Linked DNA regions of Homo sapiens: region 1 is linked to region 2. Evidence: read pairs that join two places in POLR2A ChIA-PET (ENCODE). Cell type or tissue: IMR-90. All regions are shown on one strand. Links, peaks and the distances in the headings refer to the core of each region. The heading gives the core; the rest is flanking DNA.

What was found. ChIA-PET counts read pairs that join two places held together with the same protein. Peaks named below come from ENCODE experiments on the same cell type or tissue, not always from the same donor. Only the 100,000 strongest peaks of a DNase experiment are listed, where the experiment ranks them.
Region 1: POLR2A ChIA-PET joins it to region 2 with 5 read pairs; 1 of 35 experiments calls an interaction of 5 or more read pairs at or near these places.

What each region holds. Positions count from the first base shown.
Region 1 is chr11:45,895,063-45,901,079 of GRCh38, reverse strand. It overlaps MAPK8IP1 (mitogen-activated protein kinase 8 interacting protein 1), which reads right to left. Exons shown (of 12, transcript NM_005456.4): 2 at 2,890-2,995; 3 at 628-942. It overlaps LOC124902668 (a long non-coding RNA gene), which reads left to right and starts at 1,545. Exons shown (of 3, transcript XR_007062664.1): 1 at 1,545-1,628; 2 at 1,989-2,034; 3 at 2,609-2,684. RefSeq lists silencers at 932-1,111, 1,388-1,682 and enhancers at 1,008-1,302, 1,521-2,190, 3,817-4,686, 4,687-5,558. In IMR-90, for the core only: no CTCF peak of the experiment used is centred there; a DNase peak (open chromatin) is centred at 1,189; H3K4me3 peaks cover 954 bases; H3K27ac peaks cover 480 bases.
Region 2 is chr11:46,287,854-46,298,353 of GRCh38, reverse strand. All of the region lies in intron 1 of CREB3L1 (cAMP responsive element binding protein 3 like 1), which reads right to left. Among named protein-coding and RNA genes, the nearest start is that of CREB3L1, 15 kb to the right of the region's middle. RefSeq lists a silencer at 2,608-2,687 and an enhancer at 6,507-7,210. In IMR-90, for the core only: no CTCF peak of the experiment used is centred there; a DNase peak (open chromatin) is centred at 4,523; H3K27ac peaks cover 2,500 bases.

The DNA of each region.
Region 1 (6,017 bases), core at 26-2,525, 390 kb after region 2:
GCCACAGCCAGCTCCCCCAACCCTATTCAACTCTCCTTGGCATCCAGCCACCCTCCCAGGGGCCCTAGGTCCCCAACTTAGCCAAGCAGCTCCATCTCCCATTCCTCCCCCCTGCCTTCTGGGAATTCGCAGCTGCCCAGATCTTAAACTGGCTGTGGCCCCTGAGCTTCCCATCCCCACCTCGCCACGATCTCCCACGGCCTCCCCCACGATGACCATTTCAGATGCCCTTTTCTCCAGGCCCTGCTCCTGCTCCACTTTCACCAGGAGCCCCATATCCTAAAGGAGAAACCCTGTCACAGCCTGAGGTCCCAGGCTCCAAACCCTTCGAACCCCTCAAAGCCTCATTCTCTTAATTCCCTACTCCTCTCCTAACCCCAGTCCTTCCCTCCTTCAATCCCGCCTCAAGGCTCCAAGCCCGGCCAGCTGGACTCAGCCCCCTCTTCGTAAGGATGGTTCTGCCCGCTCCTCGGATCCCAACACCGGGAGCGAGCCACCGCGGCCCCTATGCAGGCGCTGTCCCCAGGCACTGGACCCGTGGGTGCCCCTTCCCGCTGCAGCCCCTCTGCGCTCCCCCTCACATCTCCGCGGCGGCCCAGGGCGCCGCCCCCCACGTTGGCGCCTCACCTGAGACCGCGGCACCTGCGGAAAGAGGTTGAGCGTGGTGGGCCGCTTGGGCCGGTACGTGTCCCCGCTGCCCGGGCCCTGGCTCTGGCCTTGGCTCTGGCCCTGGCCGCGGGACGCCGGCTCCTGGCCGGACTCGGCCTTGGGCGGCCCCGCTCCCGGCCGCCGGGCCGCGCGCTCCTCGTCGTCGTCCTCCTCGTCGTCCTCGGCCCCGGGAGTGTCCCCCGTCGCGTCGATCAGGTCCATCTGCAGCATCTCGGCCTGCAACCGGCTCCCCGCGCCGCCGCCGCCCGCAGAGAGCAGCCCGGCGCGCGGGGGCTGCACAGCGCACGGAGGGGCGTCAGGGGGCGGGGCCGGGGCGGGGCCGAGGCCGCTTGCACCGCCCCCCGCCCGGGCGAGTCCATTCTGTGGCGCGAAGGGGGCACGAGGGGAGCCGAGCAGGGGCCGCCGGAGACTGGGGCGCTCTCGCCCGTCCGCCGCGAGGAAGCGCGAGGCCGCCGCCTCCCCGATCCAGCCGTGCCTCTGACGGCCAGCACCTCCCCACAGTCCCCACCCCGGACTCCTTGCGCCCTCCCGTTCCCCTGGCAACGGCCGGTGACCTCACCGGGGTTGTAAGCCGAGCCCAGAGTGAAGTCACCGCTGTTGCTATGGGGACTCAGTGGTCGCCAAGGAGTTCGGGGTGGGGTGGGCAAGGGATGGGGGTTGGGGAAATAGTATTTGAAGGGGTCTTGAGGAAAACTGGAAAAACTGAGGCTCAGCCAAGCAAGGAACGGCGGAGACCTGAGAGGGATGGGAAGGAGACGCCGAGGGGGAGGGGCGAGCGGGGGCCAGGAACCAAGGCGGTGGCAGCCGCGCCCTAAGCCAGCTGGCCCGGGGCCCCTCCAGCCCTAGATCGGTCCTCCACGAGCCTGCCTTGAGGATGCAGAGCCCCATCTAGCTCCAGTTCTGCCGCCAACTCCCTGGCACCTTGGACAGATCCCCTGATCCTTCAGGCCCCCTCATCAGTTGAGTGGGGATAACACTACTGCCTCCCAGCCTCTGAGAGAGCTGAGTATTCACTGGAACGTGTGTGAAGCCCGCTGGAGCTTGTCTGAGGCCCCTTAGGGGCACACCTCTGGCCAGTAGTGCCTGGGGCCCCTGCCTAGCTCGGAGGCAACCCTCTCCAAGGCTCTGCTGGTGCAGCTGGGGGAGAGGGCAGGGTGAGAGTCCAGAACAGGTGCCTGACCTCTGAGAAGCTAAGTCAGGGCTCTGAGACCATTCCCCAAATCTAGAGGCCTCTGCCTCTTCCTGGCCTGGCCAGAGAGTGGAAGGTTGGGGTACTGGGGACTAGGGGATTATCCTCACCCCTTGGTTTCCTCTTGCAGAGCTTACTGAGTCTCTGGGAGTAGCAGGAGGTCAACACAGAGACAGGTACTCCCTCCCCAAGGCACACCTCACGCTCCTATGGTAACCACTCTCCTGACACCGTATCTGGCTACCCGCCCTCTTGGGGGCTCAGAGGAGCTCTGGGCTCTAAAACCTAGCCCTGTGCTCTGTCCTCCATTTCCTGGCAAGCCGGCCCCTTCTTCCTGTTCTGAAAAGACATAGTTGGGATCCCCATCTGACCCCAGTTACCCAGGTGCTGGGGACCTCCTGGCAGCATTCAGATCTTTAGGGACAGGAGAGAGCCATCTTCCCTATGACAAAGCCAAGGGGCCCAAACCAGCAGCAATGCTGGGCAAACCCCTCAGTGGGGGCCTTTAGGACTATAGGCCAGAGAGGGTCTGGGAGGCCGCGTGGTGCCATCTGTCTGGTGTAATAGCAGCCAGCAGCCACAGGAGCTATTCCAGGGGTGCCTTGGCTGTTTCTTCCTGCCCTAAAGCACTGCAGATTCCACCAGACTCCACCCTGTCTGCCTCAGGCCCTCTGCCAGGGCTGCTCCCAAAAGGATTCAGGGGTAGCCCTGAGTCTCCCTTAAGTCTGGTCCTAATTGTTACTGCCCTAGGTCTCAAGACTTCCTGGCCTCTCCCATCTCGTGGGCAGTTGAAGGAGCTACTTCCTGTCTTAGTCCCCGACAGCAGTAATAATAATAATAATACCAAATGAAATTCTGATTGTACACTCAAGACGTGCCAAGCAGTATACCTATGTTTCTTGCACATCATTTCATTTCATGAGGGTGCCAGCACAGACCTGAAACCCCCTTTGTCACTATGGGGATACCCTTACCCCTGTCCCTAGCCTTCCTGCCACCCCACTCAGGAGCTCCTGGGAGCTTGCCCTTACCCGTAAGGACAGGGTGTCTTTGCACTGTAAGCTGATGCCACACTCATCAGTGATCTCCGAGAGGTCTTCATCCTCAAACTCCTCCAGGCTGATGTCATGGGTGAGCCTGGTGGGGACAGGAAGCCAAAGTTACAACTCAGGGGCACTATGCCTGCTCACATCTCCCTGTTACCTCTTCCAGGGTGCAGCCTCTTGAAGGCCAAACACAGCCCCCAGAGGACAGGATTTGGGGTTCATCTGTATCAATGCAGGGGGTGGTCAGCAGGCAGGGAAAGAGCGAGGGGCTTGTGCCAAAAGGCAGTCCTCCTAGGGTGGCAGTGGAAGAGGAGGCTCCAGGTCACTCTGGCTCCTCCCTGGAAGCTGTCATTCTGTTGCCAACCAGCAGGCAGTGCTTAGAAGGCCCAACTGGTCAGAGCCTCCTCCCAGGGTCAAGGCAGGTGCCAAGGCCAGTTCACCATGGAGAATGTGGACTTGAGAAGAGCAGCCTGGAGTAGGGGAGCTCCCAGTGCAATCCCTGCAGTAGCAAGACCCGAGGCGCCGGCAGCAGCCTCAGAGGAGTGCCCCACGCCCCAGCTCAGGAAGACTCATGCCCCTTGAGCCCAGGGAACAAGCGAAGGAAAATCTGGTGTCAGTGTGGGTAGTTTCAGCCTATTCCAGAAAGGACTCCAGCCTCATGCTGTGCACTTGGTGGTCTCATCTCTTCAACCACAACATCTTCTCCTTATCCAGTGTAAGGACCCTGAACAGGAGGCTGCACAGATGGGGTCAGGAGAAGCCCCAGGTGGGACCAGAGGTGTTACAACCTTGGGAGACAGCTCAGAGCACCAGGGCACCAGAATACTAACCAGCTCCACTAGAACCCCCCTCTCCCTAGGCCAGCCCTGAGTCCCCACCTCAGAATGCAGGGCTGGGCCAGCCACTGCAAGGCAGCCTGTCTCTTGCTCACCTCTAGGTCCTGGGCACTCTGCCTGGCTTGCTGGGGGGGTGGTGGGGGGGTAGAACATTTAGGAAGTTGGGGAGAATGTATGAGCCTTTTCCCAAATAAGTCCAAGAAATTGAGGCACAGAGCAAGGGAAACCCACTAGTTCAAGGTCACCCAGGAGAGATGGTGGCTTAGCCCCCAGGGGAACCTAGGAGGCCCAGACTCCCTGCCACTCGCCTCATTCAGATCAGAGACCCTGAGCTCGATGGAGCTCACCCCAACTCGGTCTCCACCCCCGCCAGCCCCGGTAGCCCCTACCAGCGCTCCCATTGATCCTCCAACCAGCTGTCATTGTCTGGGCTCGAATCCATCTTCAGCACCAGCTGCATGGAGAGCCCTGCCCGGCCGGGGGGCTGCGGGGCCCCAGGGCTGCCCTCTCATGCCCGGAAGGGTGGGGGGGCCAGGGCTCAAGGCAGGGCTGGGGGCCTCTGGCCTCCACCGCTTGGGCCTGTCTTTCTGCGTCCTGCCTGCTGCAGAAGCCTGGGGAGCTCATTAAAAATAGACAGGCCAGGAGAGGAGGCTGCAGCTGCCGACCCGGGTCCCAGCCCCAGCTCTTCCCAGCGCAGCCCTCAGCTGCAGGCACCTTCCTCCCGGCTGGCCTGGCCCTTGCGCTGCTGCCGCTGTGGCCGCCTCCCTCACGGGATCAGGTTACTGCAATCAATGCCACTGGCTCCACCTGCCCTTCCAATGCCCCTGTCGGGGGCTGAGTGGCCCCCCCTCCCTGGCCCAGGCTTGTAAGTAGATGGCAGAAATCTAGGATGTTTCCCCCCAAAAGCCAGCCCTTGGTTGGCTTTAAAGGGCCAGTTCCCCAGTCAGGGTGCCAGGTGGGAGATGAAGGGGGGCTTCCCAAACACCCTAAGAATGAACACTCGGTTTGCACTGCCATAGGCTCAGCCCCCCGACCTCATCAGAGAGGCTTCTGTGGGCCCAGGCTGCATCCAAACTGGGTTTGATCTGGGCTGCCTCCTTCTGCAGCCAGAGCTTGAGCCTTCAGGACCCAGGAAGGCAGGGCCTATGGAAGCAGGAGGCACCAGAGCCACAGCTAAGGGCAGGCCAGTGTTTGGGCCCTTAGAGCAGAGCTGGAAGGGCTGCTGTGTGGTAATGAGCTTCCTCTCCCTTTGGAATGACATAAACAGAACCTGGAGGCCCCTGGAGGGCACTGCACAGAGGGGTGGGGAATGGGGGCTGGATGGACAAGGTGCCCTGTAGGGTCACGTCTGACCTGCAGCCCAAGGGTGGTGGTTCCCCAGGCCATGGGGAGGGTGTGGCTGGCCAGCTGGGGTGGAAGTGGGGAGGAGGGCCTGGCCCAGAAGCCAGAGCAGCCCTCCTCCGTCCGGCCAGGGCAGGGTGGCATCTCAGGCTCAGGGACAAAAACCCAGTGGCCAGCACCAAGTAAGTGTTCAATTCACACTGGTTGCCCAGATGGTCACCGAGAAGGCCAGTGGTGCAAAAGGGAGCCCCTGGTACTCAGATGGCATGGGAGAGCTGCAGGACCGCTGACCCAGAGGTGCCCTGAAATGCCCCTGCTCTGCCAGTGACCTCTGCACATATATATATATATATATATATATATATTTTTTTTTTTTTTTGAGACGGCCTTTCGCTCTGTCACCCAGGCTGGAGAGCAATGACATGATCTTGGCTCACCGCAGCCTCTGCCACCTGGGTTCAAGTGATTCTCCTGCCTCAGCCTCTTGAGTAGCTGGGATTGCAGGTGTGCATCACCATACCTGGTTAATTTTTGTATTTTTAGTAGAGACAGGGTTTCACCATGTTGGCCAGGCTAGTCTTGAACTCCTGACCTCAGGTGATCTGCTCGCCTCGGCTTCTCAAAGTGCTGGGATTGCAGGCGTGAGCCATGGTGCCCAGCCCCCCTGCACACATCTGTGTCTCCTCACACATGGCTCCGCTTCCTCACTGCCAAGCCCTAGTCCAGCTCCTGCCTCTGCCCTCCCAGATGTCCCCACTGGCCTGTCTGTCTCAGTCTCCCTATGCCTGCACCATCCCACTCCACCTGCCACTATCAGGCAAAACTGCCAGAAATGCCATCATCCCTCCCGCCCCACTTGGAACCCTCAAGGCTCTCCACTAGCAGCAGGTTCCTGTGCCTGCAGGCAAGGCCTCCAGCTCCATGCGTAGTCTGCGT
Region 2 (10,500 bases), core at 3,500-5,999:
AGAGATGGGGGATGGGGGGCTGCCTTAGGTCCTGAAGCCCTGCCTGCTGAGTGGTTAAAGGCTTGTGCCAGGGGATTCCTTCAAGGTCTGGAGTTGTTGGCCCTTTCTGGCCTGGAATATTGGGAGCCTGTCCCAACCTGGAAGGTAATGAGCAGAGAAGCCTTCTGTATGAGCATAAGGTTCAGGGCCACATGAGTCTGTCTGCATGGAGTAGGAGATGAACACGAGCTCTGGAGTCACATAGACGTGCTTTTGACTCCTAGCTCCACCACTTGCTAAGTTGCTTAACTTCCCCGTGCCTCAGTTTCCTTATCCGTAAGGGGAAAATAATAGTTCCTACCTCATAGTGTTGCCATGAGGATCTAAAATTTTGTTAGATTAGTACTCACCTCATAGGAGTATGAGGGTAAAATGAGTAAATACTGTACATATAAAACACAGAACAGTGCCTGCTACAGAGTGAATGCTCGATCATTGTTAGTTATCGTCATCATGAAAACTGCAGCCCCTAAACTCTGTCCCCGAGCTGAGCTTGGAACCAATGGTGGGAGTTGTGGGGGGAATGTTTGGCCTTTCCCTCCAAACAAAGCCTGATGAGATAATCCAGGACAAAATGAGCTCAGAAGCCCCATTGGCAGGGGTACTCTCCCACTTCCCAGTTTGCCAGCAATCAATCATCATCCTACATTTCTGTTGTGCTTTTAACCCAAAGTGCTCTCCTATGCATTATTTCATTTAATCTTCACAATTATCCAATGAGACAAGACAAATGCATATTGGCATTTGACAGAGAGAGAAACTGAGGCCAAGGGCGCTAATGCAGCAGGGAGGTGCCCACCATCCCTCACTGTCCAGTCTTTTACAACTGCAGCAGACCCTCCCCGGTCCGGTAATTGCCCTGAAGCAGGGTTTGCACCCTGTTCACCTGCTGCCTTCCAGCACCTGGCTCATGATACTGGTGGAGGGACAGGGCCTTAGAACCCAGATGGCAATGCCATCAGCATACCAATTGTCCATCAATACCTGGAGTGAGGCAGTACCAGGAGGTCAGAGCTGAATGAGTTTCTAAGAATCACTGTGATCCCAGACAGAGGCCATTTACAGGGTATAACCACCCCCCAACCACCCAGCCAGCCACAGCCAGGGCCGCGCTGGCTACACCCTCCGCAGAGCCCGGGCCTGCCGGCTGGGGGCGCTTCCGCCAGTTCTCTCCCTTAGGGTCTCTCAAAGGCCTGGTGTTGGGCCCAGTGGGAGGGGGCTGTGAGCAGAGGGAGCCGGTGAGTCAGCCGCTAAGGTATTTCTCCAGCAGCTGCTTCTCAGGCGATAAGGGTTTGCCAAGCCCCTTCCTGGGGCCTGGGAGAGGAAAGATGCTTCCTCGGATCTGGGCTGGACTCCCTGAAGGCCTTGGCTCAGGCAGATGACCCAGGTTCTTCCCAGAGACCCTTTTAGGGTGCCCACAGGAAACTGCTTAGAGAGCTCAGCTGGCCCCATTGTGTGAGCAGTCCCCACCCCACCTGCTAGAAACAGCAGCCAAAACCCAGCAGGATGGAGCTTCCAGAGCAACGGGAGCCAAGTGGAAGGGGAGGGCGGCCAAGGGGCAGGCGGGGTGGGGGTGGAGGACACTCCGACGCCCAGGTCCTCTTTGCGCCGGGCTTCTTCAGGTGCTGGGTGGACGGTGGGCGCGTCCCATCATCCCTAGGCCCACCTCGCCCTCCTGGGAGCACTGCCATCAGGGACTCCCCTAGAGCGCTCTGCGGCCCTAGTTCCGTCTGATGCCTGGCCTCTCATGGCGGCTAAGGTAGGGTTGGTTTCTATCACCAAGTTAGAGGCAGAAGGGACGGGAGAAAGCTCCCCGACGGTCCCCTGCCCCTCGTTCCCCCCCTCCTATTTCTTAGTAGAGAAAACTCCAGTCCAGAGAGGGAAACACAGCTACCCAGGACGCACAGTGAGCGAGCTGGTGATGTCCGGGGCTGCAAAGTGAGCTGGTGAAGTCCAGGGCTGCCCTGGCGTGTGCGGGACCTTCTGGTCCTCTCACTCCTTCCACCGCATCCACTTGGCCCCATCCCTGGAAAGCCCATTTTGGAGACCTCAGACCTCCTCCGCTCCAGCACGCCCCCTTGTCCCCTCTACCCCCAACCACACCCAGCCCTCCCTCCACTTCACACACAAAAGTTCAGGTTTAGATTGTCCGATGGAAATTGGGGAGCAAGAGCAAGGGGTCGGCGGCCAGGAGTTCACGAACTTCAGGGGAGCCATGTGTCAACGCTCTGAGGGCGACAGGGTTCTGCAGGGGGTGAGCGTCCTACAGGGGTGCCTTTCCAGGCAACGGGGGTGGGAAGCCGGAGAAGGACATATTATGATTTGTTTCCCTCCTCGTTAAAGACTTTTTCCTATAGTCGTGCCAATATAAGCTCCTTCTCGGCTGTCACGCGCAGCCGGCGCCGGCTTCCCTCCCTTGGAGGAGAGGTTCCCGAGCTCTCCTGCTTGCAGACCTGCGTACCCCTCTTCTCGGCTGCACCCTCTCTTGGAGCCTGGCCTCAGCCGCCCGCCCTTTAAATTTTAGAGAAGGATCCGGGTGCCGCCGTCCTGGAGCGGCCCACAAAGGGTTAACCCGGGAACACCCGGGGCCGCCCCTCACCGGAATCCGGCCTGCTCACTGGTGGGAGCCGCAGAGCTCCTGGCCAATGGCGGGAGGCTGCGAGCAGCAGCCGGTGGCGGCGTGGAGGGCACCGGAGGAGTGCAGGGCTCGCGCGGAGGAGGGTCCCGGCCTGCGCCGACGGCCCGCGGCTGAGGGAGCGCAGGGTGCACTGGCTCGGGCCTGCATGGGACCCCTTCTGCGTCTGGGGCCGAGGCAGAAATGGCCTGGCCGTCTCACGGTGTCCTAAACCCCTCATCAGTAGCGCGGCCCCGCCCCCACCCCCGCAGGGAGAAGTGGAGACCGAGGGTCTCCCCGACGACCCCGACTCAAAGGGCGAGCCGGGCCTTAAATCCCCTTGCAGCTCCATCTCGAATCGTCCTACCGTGGGGCGCTTTGGTGGCTGTCTCTGGTGGCGGCAGAGGGGACTCTCCCGGGGCAGTAATGGTACCAGCTCTAGCCTTGTTTTACCCCTCCCTAAATTCCTTCCCCAAGGTCAGTGCAGAGACAGGGTAAAGCTCTGGGGGCGCAGCTGCCTGCTGGGGTCGGTGTAGGAGAATGGTTTCCCTGACCAGAAGCAGCCTCAGCGCGCCCTCTTCCCTCAGGTCCCTGGCTCCTTGGCGCCTGCACCCCCACTCCTAACTTCTGCCCCTCCCCCGGCCCAGGCTGGTTCAGTCTGTGCTTGGGGAAAGGAGGGAGGAGACCAGAGCGGGTCCAGGCTGAGCTGTGGGATAAGGGGTGGGGGGGAATCCTGAGCCCGGACATTCCTTCCGAGAGAGTGAGAGCTAGGGAGAGATGGGAGGAGAGGCCTCTCACATTTCCCCCTTTCTTTCCCCCCGCAGGCTGGGGCCCACAGACCCCCCCACACCCCAACACACACTGACCCATGCATTCCCGGACGGTTACTTGCCTCGTGGTCACTAGAAAATTGTCCCCATTTCAAGCTGAAGGGCCTTCAGTCTGAGTCACTGCTGTGCCTAGGGGGCGGGGAGTGGTGAGAGCAGGGAGAGGAGGTGGGCCCCTTGAGTCCCCGGTTGTCAGCAGACCCCCCTGTCCTTAAGCATTGCCATCCAGTAGCTGGGGTTCCTACGAGGCCCAGGCCTTGCCTTCCCAGAGCTAAAGCCGCCCTGTGAAGGAGAAAACGCACTGAACTGAAACTCAGGAGGCCCTAATTCAAGACCCAGGTGTGCTCTGAGACCTGGGCAGTGGCAGGTGTCTCCTCTCCTGGCCTCGGTTTCCTCATCCATTACAGTCTGTGTCTTTATGGAAGCGCGGTTGACAGGGGCCTAGAAAAGTGAATTAGTCTTCAGAACGTGGGCCTTTTTCCTCTGCCCTGGCCTTTTGGGGACTGGATGGTGTGAAACCAGTTCTCCTGGTCCCTGGAGCCAGTCCCTCCCTGAGTCTTCCTGGCAGAGTATGGGGGTTAAGGGAGCACGTTGTTCTGACCCCCGACCTCACTCTCAGCCCCCAGTCCCCATAGGCCTAGGGAAGGCGGCTGCTGAAGTTTCATATTTTCCCCTACCGAACTGGTCACCACAGATCCCAAGTCCAAATAAGCAGAAATACTTCGGTGTGTGTGTGCACGCATGCATGTGCACATGCTACACAGATGTGGGCTGAGGGGTTCCTTTGTACACAGGGAAACACCACCTCTCTGACACCACATAGTGAAAAGTACACTCATCGACACATTCAGCCAGTTCCATGTGCAGCCTTGTACAGGCGCTATCACACATACAGATACCCTCACAGAGTCACATAGGCTGACGCTGTCAGGTATGAACACAAACTCAACAAGACACACTCATCAGATGTGATCAGACAAACAGTGATTCACACCCCTACGCTCACACACATGCGAAGTCACCCCAGACACAGGATCACACAGACATGGTCACGCATACTCGCTGTCACACACACACCATCTCACATAACCACAGAACTAAATGTTGGCTGCCAAGCCAGCATCTCAGTGCCTGAGATGACTGAGTCATGTGAACACCAGTGAGGGAGATTTGGGAGCCCCGGGCTTGCATGGGGCTGGGACACTGAGGGCTGGGACTGAAGAAAGCGCCAACATGGGGACTGAGCTTTTCTTTGCCAGTGTGTGCTGGAGAAAGGAAGGAGAGAGGAATCAGCAGGCTGGCGCCAGCCGCGGGCTACTTCAAGGCAGAGCAGAGTCCTGGGGAGGGTGTGTATTCTCTGCAGCCCCCTAGCCCTGTTAGTCTGGCCCTTCCATTGCCCCTCCTGACACTGGTAACCTTGTCCTGGTCAGGCCATAGCTTCCTCATTTTCCCAGCCAGCCCCTGGCATCTTCTTACCAGGCAGCCCATGCGCTGTGGTCCAACCCTGGGGTGGGCACCAGGCACTGTCTGGGCAGGAGGAAGCGATGGCAGCGAGTGCCGCCGCCCAGGGCTGGGATTAGCTGTGTCTGGCACCTCCGAGGGCACAGCAGCCCACGGTCTGGCTGCTGGAGATGCTGGTCTATAGGCAGCGGCCAGGGGATCCCTGCAGGGCAGCTTAGGACACCGGAAACCGAGTGCCGGGGTTGGCGCAGGGGCCTCTGGAGAATAAGGGCATCTAGTCACATTCATTTATTCATCATTCATGCATTTGTTCGGTATTTACTCAGCACCTACTGGGTGCCCAGCTTTGTGGATACAGAGATGAACAAGATCCAGTTCCTGCTCTCAAAAGGCTTTCTGACCAATGGTGTGACAATGAAGGGTAAGTCCAAGTCTCAAACTCTGATCCCTCTCCAGAGCATTCTCCACCTTACATGAAGAGAGATCTTCTAGGCCACTCAAGGGGGCTCACACTTGTAATCCTAGCACTTTGGAAGGCCAAGGTGGGAAGATTGCTTGAGGCCAAGAGTTTGAGACCAGCCTGGGCAACATAGCGAGATCCCATCTCTAAAAAAAAAAAAATTTAAAAATATTAGCCAGGTGTGGTGGGTAATCCCAGTCACTCAGGAGGCTGAAGGAGGATTACTTGAGCCCAGGAGTTTGAGGCTGCAGTGAGCTATGATTACACCACTACACTCCAGCCAGGGCAACAGAGCAAGACCCTGTCTCTAAAAAACGGGATCTTCTAAAACTTAGAAGTCCTATGTCATTTCTCTGCTCCATTGATGAGGAACTTGTACTCATCATCAGTGAATCATGGCTCCCTACTACCCTTAGGATAGAGTACAGGTTCCTTGGTGTAGCTTCAAATGATCCAGCCGTATTGCCTATATGTCTTGCTGTGTCCAATTCTCGTTTGAATCTGCAAAGCCTAGCATTGGTCCCCGCACACAGTGGATGCTCAGGCATTCACGGAGTGACTGACTGACTGGATGAGTGTGTGAATAAAGGAGTGTGTCAGAGAGCTTATGGAGTCAGGCCCTTTTTTCTGTAGCAGAGAGCCTCCAGGAATGACCGTCCCGAATCTTGCTCTGATGCCAGCTTGCTTCTGCTCCAGGCAGAGTTTCCATGTGTTTGGACCCCTTCCCTCGGCTCCTCCCTAGTGGGGCCGCTGTACCCATTCTCCGGGTTGTTCTTCCTTCCCTAAGCCTTTCTGTTCTTAAGCCCCAGCAGACCAGGTACCTGGGAAGCACAGACTCCACTCAGTGCTGGAATTGCTGTCCCCCCAGACCCTGTCAGGCCTAAGGGTATAAACAGAACACAGTGGCCAACCCGCCAGGGCTGCTCTCTCGGCCCCTGGCCAGCTGGAAGGCCCTCCTCGCCTGGAGCCTACCGCCTCACTCTGGCTGGAATTCCCTTGGCCTCTCCCCTCTCCTCAGTGTACTCAGCATTCAGCCTCTGACATCCTCAGCGGTCCTGGCCTGAGTTGTCCTCAGGTTTTATTTTTGGAAGGAGTGGTATTCTCTCTCCTTATTTACTCCCTTCTTTCAGGGAAGGTGTGGGACCCCTGGGCTCAGCTGGGGATTAGGCTATTGACTCCAATCCCTGGGGTCTGGAGCTCTCTGGGCCTCCAAGGGAGGGGACCTCCAAAGACTCTTGACCCACCCGATGCTTCAAAGCCAGCTGTCTCTGCCTTCCTTCCCCCACCCAGTAGGTGACTAATGCTTGCCCTTGCCCTTCTTGAAGAGCCCTGCAACGGCCAAAAGAAATCATTACAATTTTCGAACTGAAAGGAATTTTGGCATCATTAGGTCCACCCCCTCTTACGTGAAGAGGCAAAGCAGTTCAATGGTTATAAGCAAGGGAGTCAGACGGACCTGGTTCTAATCCTGGTTCTGCTATACACTGTGCAGGCTTTGGACAAGTTACTTAACCTCTCTAAGCCTCAGTCCTGAGTATAAAATGGGAACGTTCATATCCACCCCACCAGGTTGCTGTGAGGATTAAATGAGACAACAATTGCGAAGTGCTTTATATAATGCAGGACATATAGGAGGAAGGCTCTCATTAAATGTAGCTGTTATTATTACAGATGAAGAAAACCGAGAGCTGGGGATGGGAGTGCACTTGCCTGGGGTCACACAGCCCAAGGTAAGCAGCCGTTTCCAGAGTCATTCATTTGTCTCTATCTCCCTTCCAAGGAGAAGAGAAGGACTGGCACCAGCCCAAAGGCACATTTTCCTTGAGTCAGTCGGATGGGCAAACCACTGGGTCTTCAGTGCCTCCCTCCTGCCATCATACCCTGGCCCACCTCTGTGGCAAGCATTTCCTCCATTGCCCCAGGGGCCTCTTTCTTGCTCACTGAGGGTCAGGGGTCTGGGGAAGAGACCCCAGTACTCAGCCCCAAGTGGCCCCCAGGCCAGTGGGACTCTGAGGGGAGCGGGGAGTGCTGGGTCCTGACATCACAGAGCAGAGAAGCTAGAGCCACAGTTATGCAGGCCAGCTGGGGCCCTTCCAGTGCATCCAGATGTCTCAGGAATGTGCTGAGCTGGGAACTACCACCTTCCTTGCCTCCCCACCCCCAACCCCTCATCCCCTTGCTTGCTCAAGCTCTGCCTCCGCCCACCCCCTTGGCTCCTCCTCTTTCATCTCTCCCTGGGAGGCCTCCTGTACACTGTCCCTCTGGCACCGTGCCACAGTCAGGCTCCCTGTTAGTCCTCTGAAGGGATTGTCAGAGGCAGGAGCCCTTCCCCTCCTGCAGACCCCAGGGGCTGAACTTGTGGGGTGGAAGGAGATGGGAGCTAACTGGGAGGAGAGAGTTCCAAGCAGATAGTGCATGCCAGATCCCAAATGTGGAAGTGATTTGCAGCCCTGGAGAGAAAGGGGTGAAGGCCTTGGGGCGGCAGAGGGCAGGGCTGGAAGGATGGTGAGTGGGGCTCTGGGCATCTTGTCCCAGCCAATGGGTAAGAGGGTCAAGGAGCTGGTGTGCCAGGCTGGGCTGGGCTCAGGAGGAGGGTTCAGACCCTCCTAGGCCCCTGGGGTTCATAGAGACATGCTTTGTCTGATAGTAGAGGGTCCTGAAGTATTGGAGGAGATGGGGGAATCTTGTTAGGGTCCTGGTGTTGGGCCAGGAGCCAGGACATGGTTCAGGCTGGAGCTCCCAGCCCCAAAGAGGAACAGCCTGTCCCTTTGCAAGGGCGGAGTTGCCTTGGGCCTCCCCAGGCCAGCCTAGCTCTCAGTGCTGGGGGTGAAGGAGCCAGAAGGGAACTGGTACTCCTGGCCCAGTGCGAGAGTCACATCAGGGCACTGAATAGTAGAAATCAGAGGAGAGAAGGGACCTGGAGTCAGCTGCTGTCCTGGGCTCAGGGAGGTCCCACAACTCTGTTCCCCCTGGGGGAGAGTCCCTGATCACCCAGACAGGCTGACAGCTGAGATCCGCCTGATGGACCGCAGGCCTCCTAGCACTGAGACCCTTCAGAGGAGCTGGTGACCATCACCTGGTGCAACCCAGAACTATCGTTGGCTCCCTCCTGCCTGCTGAAAAACTCCCAGCTCCTCAGCATGATACTCAAGGACTGTCAGAAACTGATCCCAACTTACCACTAGAGCTGGAGCCCCCTCATTTTCTCTCCTCTCCAGGCTAGTTGGATGGACCATTCCCAGCTCCTTAAACCTGCTGTGGTCCCCATGGCTGTAGGACCTTTGCTTATACCTCTCCTGGTGCCTGCAGTGTTTTGTCCTTTATCTCCTCATTCTAACTCTTCCTATCCTTTAAGGGGCCAACTCAAATGCTGCTTCCTCCAAGAAGCCTTCCCTGATCACCAAGCTTGAAGAGTAATCTCCCTCTCTGTTCTACCACAGCACTTACAGACTGTTAGGTCATTGGTTAATGTCATGCCCTGAACTCTAATTACACACAATGGGATCCAGCTGTCCTTCTAAACGTTACCCTTCTTTCGGGTAGATCAAGGACAGGTTTCATCTTTTTTGTTTTGGAGATGGGGTCTCACTCTGTTGCCCAGGCTGGAGTGCAGTGGTACCATCTTGGGTCACTGCAACCTCTGCCTCCTGGGTTCAAGTGATTCTCCTGCCTCAGCCTCTCAAGTAGCTGGGACTACAGGAATGGACCACCATGTCTGGCTAATTTTTGTATTTTTTGGTAGAGACGGGGTTTCACTGTGTTGTCCAGGTTGGTCTTGAACTCCTGACCTCAAGTGATCCGCCTGCCTCAGCCTCCCAAAGTGCTGGGATTACAGGCGTGAGCCACCGCGCCTGGCCGGATTTCATCCTTGAACCCTCTGCAGAGCCTCAAACAGGGCCCAGCATATACTCTGCCTAATGGTAATGATCATAATATAATAACAGCGAATATTTATGTACCAGGCACTGCTCTAACTTCCTGCATGTAGTATCTCATTTAAGCTTCAAAGGATAAAGTGGGTCCTCTTAGTACCCTCACTTTATGGATGAGACGCTGAGGCTCAGAGTAGTTAAGCAGCTTGCCCAGGTTCATTCAGTTAGCAAGTGGTCAAGCGGGGATTTGAACCCAAGCTCTGATTGCAGAACCCACGCTCTTAAGCACCCACAACAACACTGGTTGCTGAAAGAATGATCCTGCTGCCCCATTGCAGCACCTAGTCCAGGGCCAGATACAAAATATGGGCCCCCACTCCACACACTGGGTTCATCCTGGGGATCCGGTTTTGCTCCTTTCCTGGCCATCCCTCTCCTGCTGCCCAGAAAGAGCCCTGAGAAGTGGCCTGGGGCTTTTTGGCTTTACCCAAAGGAAAGAGCCTTCCATCTCCAGAGAGTTGAGACAGAAAAATAAAATCCCCGTGATCAGGGCTCTGCAGGGCTGGACAAGGTGGGATATTCCTGCGAGGGCTGTCAAATGCCATGGGCCTTCCTTTTAAGCAATGACAGCAACAATCAAAATAAAAACAGCAAGGGGGACCACAGTCAATTATAACTTAATTTTAAAATAACTAAGAGGGCCGTGTGCGGTGGCTCACGCCTATAATCCCAGCACTTTGGGAGACTGAGGCGGGCGGATCACTTGAGGCCAGGAGTTTGAGACCAGCCTGGCCAACATAACAAAACCCCATCTCTGCTAAAAATACAAAAATCAGCCAGGTGTCATGGCGCATGCCTGTAATCCCAGCTACTCGGGAGACTGAGGCAGAGAATTGCTTGAACCTGGGAGGCGGAGGCTGCAGTGAGTGGAGGTCGCGCCATTGCATTCCAGCCTGGGCAACAGAGCGAGACTCCATCTCAAAAATAAATGAATAAATAAATAAATAAAATAAAAAAAAGAGTGTAATTGGATTGTTTGTAACACAAAGGATAAATGCCCGAGGGGATGGATACCCCATTCTCCATGACGTGATTTTTTTTTTTTGAGACAGAATCTCAGTCTGTTGCTCAGGCTGGAGTTTAGTGGCATGATCTCGGCTTACTGCAACCTCCGCCTCCTGGGTTCAAGCAATTCTTCTGTCTCAGCCTCCTGAGTAGCTGGGATTA